Regions from separate parts of the Mus musculus genome. Here region 1 is linked to region 2. Evidence: chromatin loops called from intact Hi-C (ENCODE). Cell type or tissue: left cerebral cortex. All regions are shown on one strand. Each heading gives the region's core, and the rest is flanking DNA. Links, peaks and the distances in the headings are about the cores only.

What was found. A loop is a pair of places that touch in the nucleus more often than their neighbours do. Peaks named below come from ENCODE experiments on the same cell type or tissue, not always from the same donor. Only the 100,000 strongest peaks of a DNase experiment are listed, where the experiment ranks them.
Region 1: it touches region 2 in a loop (2.2-fold over the local background); 2 of 42 quality-filtered maps call a loop at or near these places.

What each region holds. Positions count from the first base shown.
Region 1 is chr7:102,561,972-102,569,800 of GRCm38, reverse strand. It overlaps Trim21 (tripartite motif-containing 21), which reads left to right and starts at 4,319. Exons shown (of 8, transcript NM_009277.4): 1 at 4,319-4,412; 2 at 5,461-5,529; 3 at 5,676-6,107; 4 at 6,440-6,535; 5 at 7,783-7,829. The coding sequence starts at 5,712. It also overlaps the pseudogene Gm5339. In left cerebral cortex, for the core only: a CTCF peak has its summit at 3,366; a DNase peak (open chromatin) is centred at 4,266; H3K4me3 peaks cover 954 bases; H3K27ac peaks cover 351 bases.
Region 2 is chr7:102,633,777-102,641,605 of GRCm38, reverse strand. It overlaps Olfr554 (olfactory receptor 554), which reads right to left and starts at 1,358. Exons shown (of 1, transcript NM_146325.2): 1 at 405-1,358. The coding sequence starts at 1,358. The coding sequence ends at 405. In left cerebral cortex, for the core only: a CTCF peak has its summit at 4,693 (motif pointing right); a DNase peak (open chromatin) is centred at 4,693.

The sequences.
Region 1 (7,829 bases), core at 1,239-6,238, 71 kb after region 2:
TGGTGGTGGTGGTGGTGGTGGTGGTGGTGGTGGTGGTGGTGGTGGTAGTGGTGGTGGTGGTGGCCAAATTTGATTATGTGGCACAGCAGGAACAAGAGCTGGATATCAAGAAGAATGAGAGATTATGGCTCCTGGGTGACTCTAAATCCTGGTGATGAGTTGGAAATTCCATGAATAAAACCGGTTTTGTCCCTTCTAACTATGTGGAAAGAGAAATTAGTGCTCAGAAAGCATCTATTGTTAAAAACCTGAAGGACACCTTAAGTCACAGGGATTGGGTGTGGGAAGTTTCAGTGTTACAGAACACACCAGGAAGCTCACAGAAAATGATCCCGGAGCTGTGTCAACAAACTTTGAAAAGAGAACACAGAATTTTTACTCAAAATGAATTGGTTAAATAACTTTAAAGATTTTTTTCAGCATTGGGGAAGTGAAAAGAAAACCCGGTGTTCTAGATACTGCATCTCCTGCTGATGATAGCTTTGTTGATCCAGGAGAATGTCTCTATGACCTTAACATGCCTGCTTTTGTGAAATTTAACTACATGGCTGAGAGAGAGGATGAATTGCATTGATAAAAGGGACCAAGGTGGTCGTAATGGTGAAATGCAGTGATGGATGATGGCATGGCAACTACAACAAACAAACTGGATGGTTTCCTTCAAACTATGTAACTGAAGAAGGTGACAGTCCTTTGGGTGATCATGTAGGTTCTCTTTCAGAGAAATTAGCAGCAGTTGTCAATAACCTAAATATGGGTCAAGTATTGAATGCTGTACAGGCTCTTTACCCATTTAGCTCATCCAATGATGAAGAACTCAGTTTTGAGAACGGCGATGTAATGGATGTTATTGAAAAGCCGGAAAATGACCCAGAGTGGTGGAAATGCAGGAAAATCAATGGCATGGTTGGCCTGATGCCAAAAAACTATGTTACCATTGTTCAGAATAATCCATTAACCTCAGGTTTGGAACCATCGCCTCCACAATGTGATGACATTAGGCCTTCACTCTCTTGGAAGTCTGCTGGCAATCCTTGGTATTATGGCAAAGTCACCAGGCATCAGGCAGAGATGGTATTAAATGAAAGAGGGCATGAAGGAGACATCCTCATTTGTGACAGTGAGTCTTCGCCAAATGATTTCTCAGGATCACTAAAAACACAAGGGGAAAACAAACATTTTAAAGTCCAGCTGAAAGAGACTGTTTACTGCATTGGGCAGCAGAAATTCAGCACCATGGAGGAACTTGTAGAACATTACAAACAGGCACCGATCTTTACAATGAACAAGGAGAAAAATTATATCTTGTCCAGCGTTTGTCTTGATAGTGCTCGTCAGCAGTGACTGCTACACAACTTTAACTCGTCATGTAACTGGAGACTGAGAAAGTGCTGGGCCAATTGCACTTGCTTGGAAAGTGCTGTTTCTAACTATATGAGAATTGACTATAATCCGTGAGTACTTTTGTGATAACTCAGACCATACGTATATACTACATATGCAGTGCATCTCTAGAGAAGAGTTCTTTATTCTTGGTCTTCTGTCTTACTGTTTTCTTTGCTGTTTTTCTCTTTCCTTCCGACAATGAAGGTTTTGTATTCTGAAATGAATAATTTGGTTTAAAATCTTTATATGGAAGAATTCTTTTATTGCTGTTTCTTTATTTCCTTGTAAAGATAGCCTGTTCTCTCATAGTTCCTCTTCACATAAAATTATACCTATATGGCATATGATAAAGGACATTTCTTGTAAAGTGTTCATCTTTTCTGTGACTAAATAGCAGTAATAAACATAAAATAAGAAATTTTTTAAAAAGATTTGAGTTTCCCTTCACTTCCTGTGGGAAGTGAAAGGAGGAAGTAGGTGGCTCCTGGAGGAAGTAGAAGTGCTGCCATAAATAACATATATAATAAATCATGTAATATGCTATATCATCATATATTATATTGCTTTTAGCCTGTTTTTTACTGTTTCTAAGAAAAATCTGAGCAGTTTTCTGGTGAATTTTTTACATTATTTACATTAAATATTATTTATGTTAAATAAATCAAATTTTTCTAACAAAATAAGTAATATTCCAGCATATCTGTTTTCTCTCCTACATTGTATCTACCAAGCATCACCATTTTTAACTTTGCTCCATTAAGCTCTTTCCAAAGCATTACCTGTAACCAGTAACTGTTTTATATATAATTCCTAGTAATGAGGTTATGGAAACCATCATCTTGAGTGTGCATCATCAGAACAGGTGGTCAGTAAAACTGGGCCATGACTTGTTGAGAGTGGAGGTGTGGCACCAAATTGAAAATCTCATCTATGTCTGTGTCTTAGTGAAATTAATAGATCGAGATAATGATGACGACGATGGTGATGATGATATGACAGTAACAAGAAGTGAAGCTATGGATTAGGATCCTTATTTTTAAAAAAGAAAGAAAGAAAAAGAAAGGATACAAAGAGAAGGCCTTGTCTTTGAGGAAAAGAGCAAGTCTGGAAAGACCAGTCTGCTGCTGCCTTACTTCCCATCCTCCACAACTATAAAAAAGAAAGGTATGTTTTTTTTAATGAATTACTCGATCTGTGATATTTTATTATAGGGATCAACAAAGGCTTTAACCATGAGAGTAAAGGGCTATAATTCTGATACATTGTTAAAACCAGCAAGTGGTCAGCCCTCCGTCATCCTTTTTGGTTTGGTTTGGTTTTTCTTGGTTTTTCGAGACAGGGTTTCTCTGTATAGCCCTGGCTGTCCTGGAACTCACTTTGTAGACCAGGCTAGCCTCGAACTCAGAAATCCGCCTGCCTCTGCCTCCGGAGTGCTGGGATTAAAGGCGTGCGCCACCACACCCGTCATCCTTTCTTGTCCCTCTCCCACACCCGTTGGTCCTTTCTTGTTTCCAACTGGTCCTCCTTCTGCTTCCATATTTTTGGGGGCTTCTTAAGTCACTAAATTAGAAATAAGTAGAAGAAGCTTTTCCTGTCCTGGACAAAATGTACTTGCATATCACCAGGGACAACTTGGGTTGCCAATACACACTCAAGTTAGTAGAGAATATGATTAAAACCCAAAGTATAAACATCTCACTTCACCAACACACTAATAATGTGCTAGACAATAATATCAATAGCATTAATTCTTCCCAAATAAAGACTTGGGTCATTTTGTCAGGGAGAGGGAAGTTTGAAATATCAAAGTACTATCTGTGAGTGAAGGGAGTTTGGGTCTTCAGTAGGTGGGGTCTTCAAACAATTACCAAGGTGGGAGCTGAGGCAGCTCTGAGTACAATATGTTAGTAGTCCTGTGTGCACATTATAGAGTATATATCAGCACACCCCTAGGGTGTGCATTAATCTCTCTATCCAGTGTGTAAACTGAAACAGAGCATCCTCTGGTGGTGAATAGCAAAATAGACATTGACTCTACCCTCTGCCTTATTTTGGGACCCAAGTTCTTTGCCTGCAGGAAATAGCAGCAGACCTTCCGTGGTAGAAGCAGAGTCGTTTTCTGATGTTTATAGATGTCTTCGTCCTTTCGGATGCTTGACTCTTTTTCATTCTGCTTTCTAGGACTGTTGTGCTCCAGGAACCAAGCCCCAGTACAACAGCACAATCTAGACAGTAGATGTTGCCTGGCGGCCTTTCACTAAGAGAGATCTCTTAAACAGGACTAGAAATTTCAAATCACAGAATGGTTTTGTTTCCTAAATATAATAAATAGCGAGGAAAATTCCACTGCTGTTTTTAGCGCAAGTTATAATACAATATCAATTGTCCATAAGTCTTAACTCCCTTCACTGGTACAACACATACCTTGACATCATAAAGAATAAATTTCTAGCCCCAAACTATTTGAAAAGAGCAAAATCACACAACAGAGTGGTGGGAAATGGGTATACTTCAAGTACTCTGTACAATTAATATATACTAATAAAAAACAGTGACGGTGGCGGGATCAGTCTTGGGGGAAGCTATCCATCCCTGTAGGAAACAGATGGTGACTCCTCCCTCTCCCATTCAGACCTCTTCTCTCAGAAGCTCCCAGGTAAGAAGAAAAGACCAGTGTCAAAGATCGATATCCTGTAGATTACATTCTGTTAAAGGGGACAAGGGGGCCTTAGAGAGACCCAGGAGGACAGGTACTGAGTTTTTTCCCTGCCTGTGGCCAGGAGTCAGTTTCTTGCACCTCTGACCTCTCTCCTCCCACTCTCTGCCCTGTCTCTGCCCAGTCTCCGCCCAGCCTCCGCCTTCTCTGCCTCTAACCTCCTCTTGCCACTCAACTCCTCACTCCTCCCCTTGCTCCTCCCTCTTCCTGCTAGACCTGCCTCTGAGAGGAAACTGAAAGTGAAATTTGGACTGCAGGCTTGCAAAAGCGAAGCTGGGAGCACATAACTAAAGCTGAGGACCCTGGTTAGGTGAGTGAGACTGGGACCCCTGGCCGGCCTAGGTGGGCTCTTTATCCCCACACCAGATTCAAGGAGCCTCTTCCCATCAGCACCCCACACTCGGGAATTTGCGAACCCACCTGCTGCTTCTTTTCATCAGAGTTGTCTTGTCCTAGCCCTGCAGAGCTGCCCATGCTGGCCTGTGGAAGCTGGGCTCTGAAAGTGACTTTCCTAGTGCCCTGGACTAGCTGAGACGACAGTCCTAGCAAGGGCAGGAGAAGCAGGGTGGTGACCTAGGCCAGAGGGGAGCTCAGGGAAACCCTTACCCCTTGAAGATCCCTGCTTGAGGAGAGTGCTATCCATGTAGAAATTTCTGTGGATTTAAGATACTCCACACCCTAAAGGAAGTTGAGACTAGGTTTGGAGCAGCTTAGAGAAGAGCCCAGGGAGTGCTCCCCAAAAATGTTCACCGGTGAGCACACCTGCATGTTATGTACATAGACATTTATAGAGGGGAACATATGGGCACGCCTACATTGATGCATTTGTGCACAAGTATAGTTTGCATATAAAAACATCAATATATGTGTACATACATATATAAAAACATGCATATACACACATGCAACTCTTATAACTGGGCCATATACTCTTAGACAATGTACTCCGGATAATGAATGACATCTTACATGAACCTGAGTGGGGTCGCTAATGACACACCTAGGCTGCATTGTGTTGCCTATTGCACAACCACCATATGTGCAGCCTGTCATATTTGACAAAATGTCTACTATGATGTATAGCTGCATAAACCTTGACTCCTAATGCCTGACCCCTGTGGTTTCTGCCAAGATTAATGAAGACTAGTATGAGCTAACTCTGGTTGGAATATGGAGGGTCTGTGGTGATATGGTAAATGGTCGTTACTGCCATGACTGACGTCTCTGGGCAGTAGAGGCATAAGATGACAGAAAGGAAATGGGAGACGCCTAGACAGTGAGGGTTAAGCAGGGATGGGTGTGGTGACGGTGGAGCTGTTAGCAGCGTTACCCCCACCAGTTTTCTCTGTCTCTTCTAGAAACTCGGTTTCCCCTTCTGCCTGGCTTGCTCAGTGGGTGAGGCCGGAGGAGAGGCTCCTGTCATTCAGGTTGGTGCTTTTGCCTTCTGCCTTTCCCTCCTGTGTCATCGCTTGTCCACCTTGGCATTATTTGGGGGAGTTTGGGGTTTGCCTTGCTTTTGCTTTTGTCCTACAAACTCTCATTTTTATCTCTTCGCCCCTCTGCATCTCTCAAGATTCCACGGCAGATATCACCCTCTACAACCTCAAAAATGTCTCTGGAAAAGATGTGGGAGGAGGTCACCTGTTCTATCTGCCTGGATCCCATGGTGGAGCCTATGAGTATCGAATGTGGCCATTGCTTTTGCAAGGAATGCATTTTTGAAGTTGGGAAGAATGGGGGCAGTTCATGTCCCGAGTGCCGGCAACAGTTTCTGCTCCGAAACCTCAGGCCCAATAGACATATAGCCAACATGGTGGAAAACCTTAAACAGATAGCCCAGAATACCAAGAAGAGTACCCAGGAAACGCACTGCATGAAGCATGGAGAGAAGCTTCACCTATTCTGTGAGGAAGATGGGCAGGCCCTTTGCTGGGTGTGTGCCCAGTCTGGGAAACACCGGGACCACACCAGGGTCCCTATTGAAGAGGCTGCTAAGGTATACCAGGTAAGGCCTTAGCACAGACTAAAGAACATAGCCACTTTGTCCCCCAGAATGGTGGCTGAGAAGTTGGGGGATGAAGGGATAATTTCTCCCTTCATTGAGAGGAGCTTGTGTATGGAATACAACTTTATTTCTCAGCAGCAGAGGCAAAGCCATGGGAAAGGAGTCATGCATCGTGCTTCCTCGTGGCTCCCGGGTACATTAGAAATGCAGTGGCCCAGATCCCGTTACCCATTGGTGTAACTCTGTTTTTGTTAAGACATACTAGATTTCTTCCATAGTCTTTCCATCTGCCTCCTCCAACCTGGGGACTAACCTGCCATCTTTTTCTACAGGAGAAGATCCACGTGGCTTTAGAAAAACTGAGAAAGGGGAAAGAGTTGGCCGAGAAGATGGAAATGGATCTCACGATGCAAAGAACAGACTGGAAGGCAAGAGCTGTAGGCTGGGCTGTGTCCCAGGTCTTGACCTCAAGCAAGCCTTAACCATGACTGTGCCTATCCAAGGGGCGGTAGAGTTATTATATAGGTCACTCTCCAAGACCCATCCACACACTGTGACTCCAGATAGAGAGGAATTGAAAGAAAGGAAGGAAGAGAGGAGAAGGAAAGAGAGAAGGAAAGGAAGGAGGGAGGGATAGAAGAGAGTCAGGGATGAAGGGAGGCAGAAGGGAGGGAGGGAAGAGGAAAGAAGGAAGCTTAAAATCAGATGGGATTTTCCCCAATCTGGCACAAATATCAAGAATTTCTGGAGAAAGTTTAAGGTTTCGTCATTCCTTCTGACCCTGTCTCAGGGAACAGCATAGTCAACATTAGTTTCTTGGGTCTGTGATAGGAAGTCCACCTGACCTGGTGGCTGCTTGATGGTGAGCAAGTTATTAGTCCAAAGCCTGCTAGGGACCTAAAGCCTGTCACAGTGAGAATTTGCTGGTAGAAAATGAAATGCATCTGAAACTGGGTAGGAATGAGAGGCTCACAGCCAATCACAGACCCCAAATGAGTAGCAAAAACTTGACCCTCCCAAGATGGCAAAGACTGTTTTCCTGGGACCACTGCTTTCCACCCAGGGTATCAATGGGTATGGGAACAGGTCTTATGCTCTACAACTTGCTGAGATAGTAAGACAGAGGAACTCACATGGGCGTTAGTAGCTTTTGGAAGAAAGGTTGAGAAAATATCTGGTGCCGGAAGCATGCGTAGGTGGGGGGGGGGGGGGTCTAGGGGACAGACACCACCCAAGCTTAGGAAATTTTTATGGGAAAACTCTTGATGGTCCCCAATGAAGGAGCTAGAGAAAGTACCCAAGGAGTTGAAGGGGTTTGCAGCCCCATAGGAAGAACAACAATATGAACAAACCAATACACCCAGAGCTCCCAGGGACTAAACCACCAACCAAAAAGTACCCATGGCTCCAGCAGCATATGTAGCAGAGGATGGCCTTGTTGGATATCAATGAGAGGAGAGGCCCTTGGTCCTGTGAAGGCACTATGCCCCGATCTAGGGGAATGACAGGGTCAGGAAGCAGGAGTGGGTGGGTTGGTGATCAGGGGGAGGGGGGATAGGATGAGGGGTTTTTGGAGGGGAAACCAGAAAGGGGGGATAACAATTGAAAAGTAAATTAAGAAAATATCTAATAAAAAGAAAAAAGAAAACCTCTTGTCTTCCCCTTGCCACCACAGAGGAACATTGACACCCAGAAGTCGAGGATTCACGCAGAGTTCGCACT
Region 2 (7,829 bases), core at 1,883-6,882:
CAGCCAAAACACTGATCTAGAGTGCTTAAGTCATTTTGCACATGTATTTTAAAGCAATTTTTACTATTTCTTTATACATAAAAATGGAGCACTAAACCCTTATAACATCTGAGAGGATAAGAATCGTGTGAAAATGTGGGATTTTTAAAGTGCTATTTATTTGTTGTTCATCACATTGCTGTTGTTGAGTGATCTTCATAATCCAAACATCCTCCAGTCATAAAAAAATACATATCTTCCACCTTTAGAAGGTTCAGAATTGTGCACTCCTCCTCGCTGTTCCTTTGTAACTACAAATGGTGGACCCAACGACTCAGACGGGGGTTCCCATCTGGGAAATAGCAGTCTATGTTTGAATGCCTCCTTCTCCATGAATTTATGTGAGAGAGAAGAGGAAGCGTCAGTCATCTGATCTTGGTTCCTGTCTTTAGGATCTGAAGAAGCCTGTCCCGGATCTGCTTGGTACGAACAGCATAGACAATGGGATTGAGGATAGGGGGAATGAGGAGATAGAAGTTGGCCAGCAGAGTGTGGATTGGAGGAGGAACCTGGTGACCAAACCGGTGAATAAGAGAAGAAACAGCAATGGGAACATAGAAAATCAGAATGGCGCAGATATGAGACCCACATGTCCCCAGAGTTTTAAGTCTAGCCTCGGGAGTGGCCAGCCCCATCACAGCCCTGAAAATCATCACATAGGAGGCAGCAATGGCCGCTGAATCCAGGATCAACACCAGAAAGCCAATGCTCAAGCCATAGACATTGTTAACTCTGCTGTCACCACAGGTCAAGGCAACCACAGCCATGTGCTCACAGTAGGAATGGGAGATGACTCGGGTTTTGTAAAGAGGCAACCGCAGGCGGATCATAAGTGGTAGGGGTCCAATGTAAAGAACTCCTCTGAGGACGGCAGCCAGCCCCAAACGACCCACCACTGTGTGAGTGAGCACCATGCTGTGACGCAGTGGATTGCAGATGGCTACATAGCGGTCAAAAGCCATGGCAAGGAAGATGCCCGACTCAACAGTAGCAAAGCAATGGATAAGAAACATTTGGCATAAGCAGGCATCCAGGCCAATGTGGCCAGCACCAAACCAGAAAATCGCCAGAAGTTTGGGCATAGTAGAAGTAGACAGAACCAGGTCAATGACAGCCAGCATGCACAGAAAGAAGTACATGGGCTGGTGCAGGCTGCGCTCTACCCTTACCACAGCTAGGATGGTGATGTTCCCCACCACAGCCACCAGGTACATGGAGCCAAAGGGAATGGAGAGCCATATGTGCAAGGTCTCCAGTCCTGGGATGCCGGTGAGCCACAAAGAGCTGGGTACTGAACATACATTATGAAAAGTGGACATTGTTGTATATAAATAATTCTCATTTGTGTCCCCAAATGTAGCAAGACATTTTTCCCTAGAAAGAAAAAAAAAACAGTATTCTTGGGCCATATAATAAACATCATTGAATATACAGTGCTACACAACATTTAGAAGAAATCATGAAATTTCATACACATGGAATTTCATGTTACACTATAATATCAACATAAACTTAACAAGCAAAATAAAAAAATATATGTTTAAATGAATGGATGAATTCTGATAGTATGATCCTTAATGAGTGATATTTTACATCAATAAATAAATCGCCCTGAGGTAAATATTAATTCATTCAGTATATGCGGATCATATTAGAATGATCTTCTAATGTCCCACTAAGGAAGCAGTCTGCTTGTCAACACTGGTAAAGACTGTGTACTGATAGGATCTTATCTGATACCCACAATAGAATACCCAGCATGCTCATGGAGACAAGGAAGGGACCTTCTACAGAGGTGCATTGATGGGATCATGAAGTATCAGGATGAACCGTGAGCATGGTTTCATAACCCAGGTGTAGTTAGCAGAACACAGGAGGGGCCACTTTTCAAGATCTGGGACTTTGTATAGAAGTAAAGGACATTATCCAAACATGCCTGGTAGGAAGAGAATTTGAGAGCAAGTCTCTGGTTTTCCTTATTACTCTTCTATCTCCTGCTGGTTCCTCATGTTGACAAGGTCCAGCCAGAAACAGGAGAATCTCCACAAGTGTTCACTTTCTAAATGCACCGTGCTGAGACCTGGTGGGGCAAATAGAGAATACCCAGGCCATAGGGTAAGAGAGCTGAGACAGACTCACCCTATCTATGGCCCTCCCTGACTCTGCACAGTGACTTAAGAGACCAGCTGTGAAGTACACTTCCTTCCCAGCCTTCTTTCTTCCTCTTCATGCTGAATATTCCACCTCCATTTCATCTCTTCAGGCCATCTCTAAACACTGATGGCAGTGAAACGGTTACTCAGGACTGGAGAGCTACATTAGAGTAGATGGAGCCAACCTTCTCTCTGGGATCCTAGCACTAAATATCTCCTTATACCCCCTGGTCAGAAGCAAGCTGTGTACCCTAAACATGCAAGGAGACTGCAAAAGTGCCTCAAAGAGATGGTAAGAGGTGAGTATTCACATTAAGACAGTCTCCTGCCTCAGACCCCTATCCAGATACATCCCCATTACCAGTCCTGGTCTTGCTGTTCCTCACCACTTTGCCTACTACCTTCCAATGTGAGTGGATATTTGTCAACTCTTCATGTTCTTTTACCTCTGAAGATTATTCATGCTATTTCCTGGCATTGAGACAGTCCTATCTTTTTGCAATCCCCCTGCTGTGGCCTAATTATCACCTTAAGAAAGCCTGCTTTAACCCTTAATTAAGTGTCTTCTGCAATGCAAAATTCTCTGATTTGCTGATGTGAATGTTTCTCCAAATACAATGCAAGTGCCAGAAGGCCAACAGCTTTTTTTTTTCTGTCTCATTCTCTACTATAAATTCCTCAGTAGCACAGTGCATAGCTTGGTTGCATGAGAATAGTGTGCTATTTCTATTTAAAACACTGTAAAGATGTTTAAAAGGTAAGTATTGTGTTTGCATTGGTGTGATAAAAAGATTTCCAAGCACCTTATGTGCAGTCTATGAGGCCCCTACCTTTTTAATAGGGGCATGATGTAGAGTTGGATGCTCAGGAATCCCAGTTATCCTCATCCTCATCAGCTAGAAGTCTTCCTAGTGGTCCCTGCTCTTTTTCTTGTTTCCTCTTCATAAGATGCTTTCCCAAGACTGGATCATGTCAAAAGAGCCCAGAACTCTACACCTGCTTCAGAGACATTGAACTTATAAACACTCTGTGCAAGAGTCTCGGGAATTCCACCAGAGAGTGGTAGAGTGTCTCAGGGTCCAGTGCAGAAGGATAACACCCACATCTGTCCCAAGAGGATGGACAGAGAATCTGCCTGAAATCACAGGCACCTCAGTGTGCCATGGCTGCTCCAAAGTGAGAAAGGGAAGGTCACACCTTCTAAGTCATAGTTTCTTAAATAGAAGACCTGCTCTTGTCCCCCTGTCCTGGCCTCCCTGCAGCTGGCAGATATATTCTGGGGACAATATGCAGAAATCAAAAAGTCTTCCCAAAGTATAGGTGAGTCTTCTTGGACTCAGAAGCGATTGGAGGTCCATATTTATGAAGGCTGTAAAACCTGAGTTTTATCCCTTTACAGTATTGGGGGAAGGGTGGTAGAATCCTGAATTAACACTAAGGTATATCAAAAGACAATACCACAAAAAAAATAGACAGAGACCTTTTTTCCCATGTCTAGTTTACATTAAATAGGAAGGATCATGTATAATCATAAAGGAGCTACTCCACTCCATGCTCACTTATATGCACTAAGACTACAAAACATGCCATTCCTCACAAACTAGTATAGCCAACCTAAGGAAGCAGTGGGGTGCTTATGGGTTATGAAGCATCATGTTGTAAAGCATTGGGCAAATGTCTCCAAAGCTCCAGATGTTTGAATCTGTGTGACCTCAAACAGTTCCAACTCTGTCTTCAAGAAGAAATTGGAATATTTACATCCTTGTATAGTTTTGTAACTTAGGTTCTTGTATATAAGTCAGTGAAATACTTAAATAGCATTATCCCCATCAACAAGATTCTTTAGGAGCTGTTAGCTCTCAAGATCCCAGCAGACGCTGCCTTCCTCCTTCAGATCAGAATCCAGTAAGTTAGGAAAGAGGATGATGCAATAAAGTCATTACAGAGAGGACTCAGTCTCCTCCACTCTCCATGGCACCCTGCAGCTACAGAGCCCCCAAAAGAAGGTGGGAAGCTTGCAACCTGCTTCACTCCAACCTCAAACTTCACACTCTGCATAAAATTGCCCAAGTATATGTGTTCTTTTTTGAGTCTCTATGCATGGATATATTCAGCCAAGTAAAGAAATGGGAACATTATTCCACACAAGTTCTTATGTAGCTTCTGAGTCTTGGTTCGTCATTCTGACCTCAGACACATGAACTCTACCATTAGTAAAGTTAGTTCATCAGAAGAGCCTTTTATAACTAAATAATTTTGCATTGTATTCAAGACGTTTTTAAGACAATAATAATTGGAATGTACTAACTCAAAACCTTTTCATCTTCCCAATTAACAGAGAAAGGTGTACATCATATGTGAAGAACTATGTTAAAGGTATCACTTTTCCTCCACAAAATGGTCTTAAGTATATATATAAAATACACATATTATATATAATTTGCCTACATTCAGCCTAGGAATCAGAAGCAAATCCATCATTCTAACCCTTTCCAGTAGAGGGCGCCAAACCTGAAAACAAGAGGATAACAGGAACAACTGGGTGCTCTAATAAGCGTTTTCTGCACATAGCAGGGCAGTTGCCCCTAGGAGTTCACAGCAGCACAAGACCTGTGCAAGCTTGAGCCACATAAAATCACAGTGAGGAAAGGGAAGTAAACACAAAATCCCTCCCCTAGCTCAGGAGCTGTTAGCGGTTGACAACTGTTGAGAGACAAAGTCTCTGTCCTTAAAGGCAGAGCTCTTCCTGCAATAAGCCACCATCCAAAGAAAGCCACAAATCCAAGAAAAATGGGCAGAACAAACTTTACTTGATTGTCTGTTGTTTGTTTGTTTGTTTTAAAATAAGACACAAAGTTGAGTGGTCAAGGAAGGCAGGAATAATGGGGTAAGGTGTCTACAGTCAAAATACATTACATAAGATTTTCAAAGACATAAAAATGAGAAGATACAAAATGCATTTAATGATTAAATGATATATGGGCACTTTTTTAAAAAGAGAAATGTGACATCATTAAATGTTTTTATTTGTCACCTATATAGTGATCTTATTACTATCATTATTGTTGTTATTATTATTATTATTATTATTATTATTATATTTAACCTGTTTTTTCAGTCCTGTCATTATGCCCGTCATGATCTGCCCTCTGACCGTTCCTCATCCCATACTACCTCCCCCAACCCTGTCTCCAAGAGGATGTTCTAACCCTCACCCCACCAGACCTCTCCACACCCTGGGGCCTCAAGTCTCTCAATGGTTAGGTGCATCTTCTCTCACTGAGGCGACACCAGACAGTCCTCTGCTGTATATGTGTCAGGGGCCTCATATCAGCTAGTCTATGCTGCCTGGTTGATGTCTCAGTGTCTGGGAGATCTCGGGAGTCCAGGTTAGTTGAGACTGTTGGTCTTCCTAAGGGGTCACCCTCCTCCTCAGCTTCTTCCAACTTTTCTCTAATTCAACCACAGGGGTCACCAGCTTCTGTCCATTGTATGGGTGTAAATATCTGCATCTGACTCTTTCAGCTGCTTGTTGAGCCTCTCGGAGGGCAGCCATGCTAGGCTCCTGTTTGTAAGCATACCATAGCATCAGTAATAGTGTCAGGCATTGGGGTCTCACCTTGAGCTGGATCCCAATATGGGCCTGTCACTGGACCTCCTTTCCCTCGGGCTCTTCTCCATTTTTGTCTCTGTAGTTCTTTTAAACAGGAACAATTCAGAGTTAGAGTTTTTTACTGTGGGATGGCAACCTCATGCCTCCACTTGATGTTCTGTCTTTCTACTGGAGGAAGACTACAAATTCCCTCTCCCCACTGTAGAGCATTTCATTTAAGGTCCCTCCCTTTAAGTCCTGAGTCTCTCACCTCCCAAGTCTCTGGTACATTCTGGAGGGTCCTCCCACCTCCCACCTTCCCTGGATGCCTGTTTCCATTCTTTCTGCTGGTCCTAAGGGCTTCAGTTCTGTCCCCCCCCCCCAATACCTGATTATGTTCCCCTTTTCCCCTCCCTGTCCCCTCTCCTACCTAGGACTCTCCCTCCTACTGCCCACCCCCTGTGATTGCTTTCTTCTCCCTCCCAAGTGGGATTGAGGCACCCTCACTTGGGCCTTTGGCTTTAGCTAATATCCTCTGATTAGTGAGTATATACCATGCATGTCCTTTTGGGTCTCAGTTACCTCACACAGGATGATATTTTCTAGTACCATTAATTTGCCTGCTAAACACATGATGTCCTCATTCTTAATAGCTGAGTAGTATTCCATTGTGTAAATGAACCACATCGTCTATATCCATTATTCTGTTGTGGGACAACTGGGTTTTTTCCAGCTTCTGGATATCACAAACAAGGCCACTATGAACATAGTGGAACACGTGCCCCTGTGACATGGTGGGGCATTTTTGGGGTATATGCCTAAGAGTGGTATAGCTGGGCCTTCAAGTAGATTTATTTCAAATTATCTAAGGAATCTCCAGGTTGTTTTCCAGAGTGCTTGTACCAGTTTTCAATCCCACCAGCAATGGAGAAGTGTTCTTCTTTCTCCACATCCACACCAACATATGCTGCTGTCACCTTAGTTTTTTATCTTAGCCATTGTGATTACTGTAAGGTAGAATATCAGGGTCATTTTGATTTCCATTTCCCTGATCACTAAGGACTTTGAGCATTTCTTAAAGTGTTTCTTGAACATTTGAGATTCCTCTGCTGTGCATTATCTGTTTAGTTCTATACCCCATTTTTTATTGGATTGTTTGGCTTTTGGGGAGTTAGCTTCTTGAGTTTTTTATATATTTTGGATATTAGCCTTCTATCAGATGGGGGGGCAGTTAGTGAAGGGTTTTTTCCCAATCTGTAGGATGCCTATTTGTCTACTGACTATGACTTTGCCTTACAGAAGCTATTCAGTTTCATGAGGTCCTATATGTCAATTCTTGATCTTATAGCCTGAGCCATTGGAGTTCTGTTTAGGAAATACTCCCCACCCCCGGGCCAATGAGTTTGAGGCTCTTTCCCACTTTATCTTCTGTTAGATTCACTGTGTCTGGTTTTATGTGGAGTTCCTTGATCCACTTGGACTTGAGCTTAGTGTAAGATGACAAATATGGATCTATTTTCATTTTTCTGCATGTAAACTGCCAGTTAGACCAGTACCATTTATTGAAGATGCTATCTTTTTTATCCATTGTATAATTTTGGCTTCTTTGTCAAAGATCAAATGTGCATAAGTGTGCAGTTCTATTTCTGGGTCTTCAATTCTATTCCATTGATCAACTTGTCTGTCTGTGTACCAATACCAAGCCGTTTTTATCACTATTGCTCTGTAGTATCACTTGAGGTCAGGGATAATGATTCACCCAGAAGTTCTTTTATCGTTAAGAATTGTTTTTACTATTCTGGGTTTTTTGTTTTTCCAGATGGATTTGAGAATTGCTCTTTCTATCTCTGTGAAGAATTTTTATGGGGATTGCTTTGAATCTGTAGATAGCTTTTGGTAGGATGGCCATTTTTACTATGTTAATTCTGTCAGACCATGAGCATAGGAGATATCTTCATTTTCCAAGGTTTTCTTTGATTTCTTTCTTGGGAAACTTGAAGTTATTGTCATACAGATGTTTCATTTGTTTGGTTAGAGTTACCCCA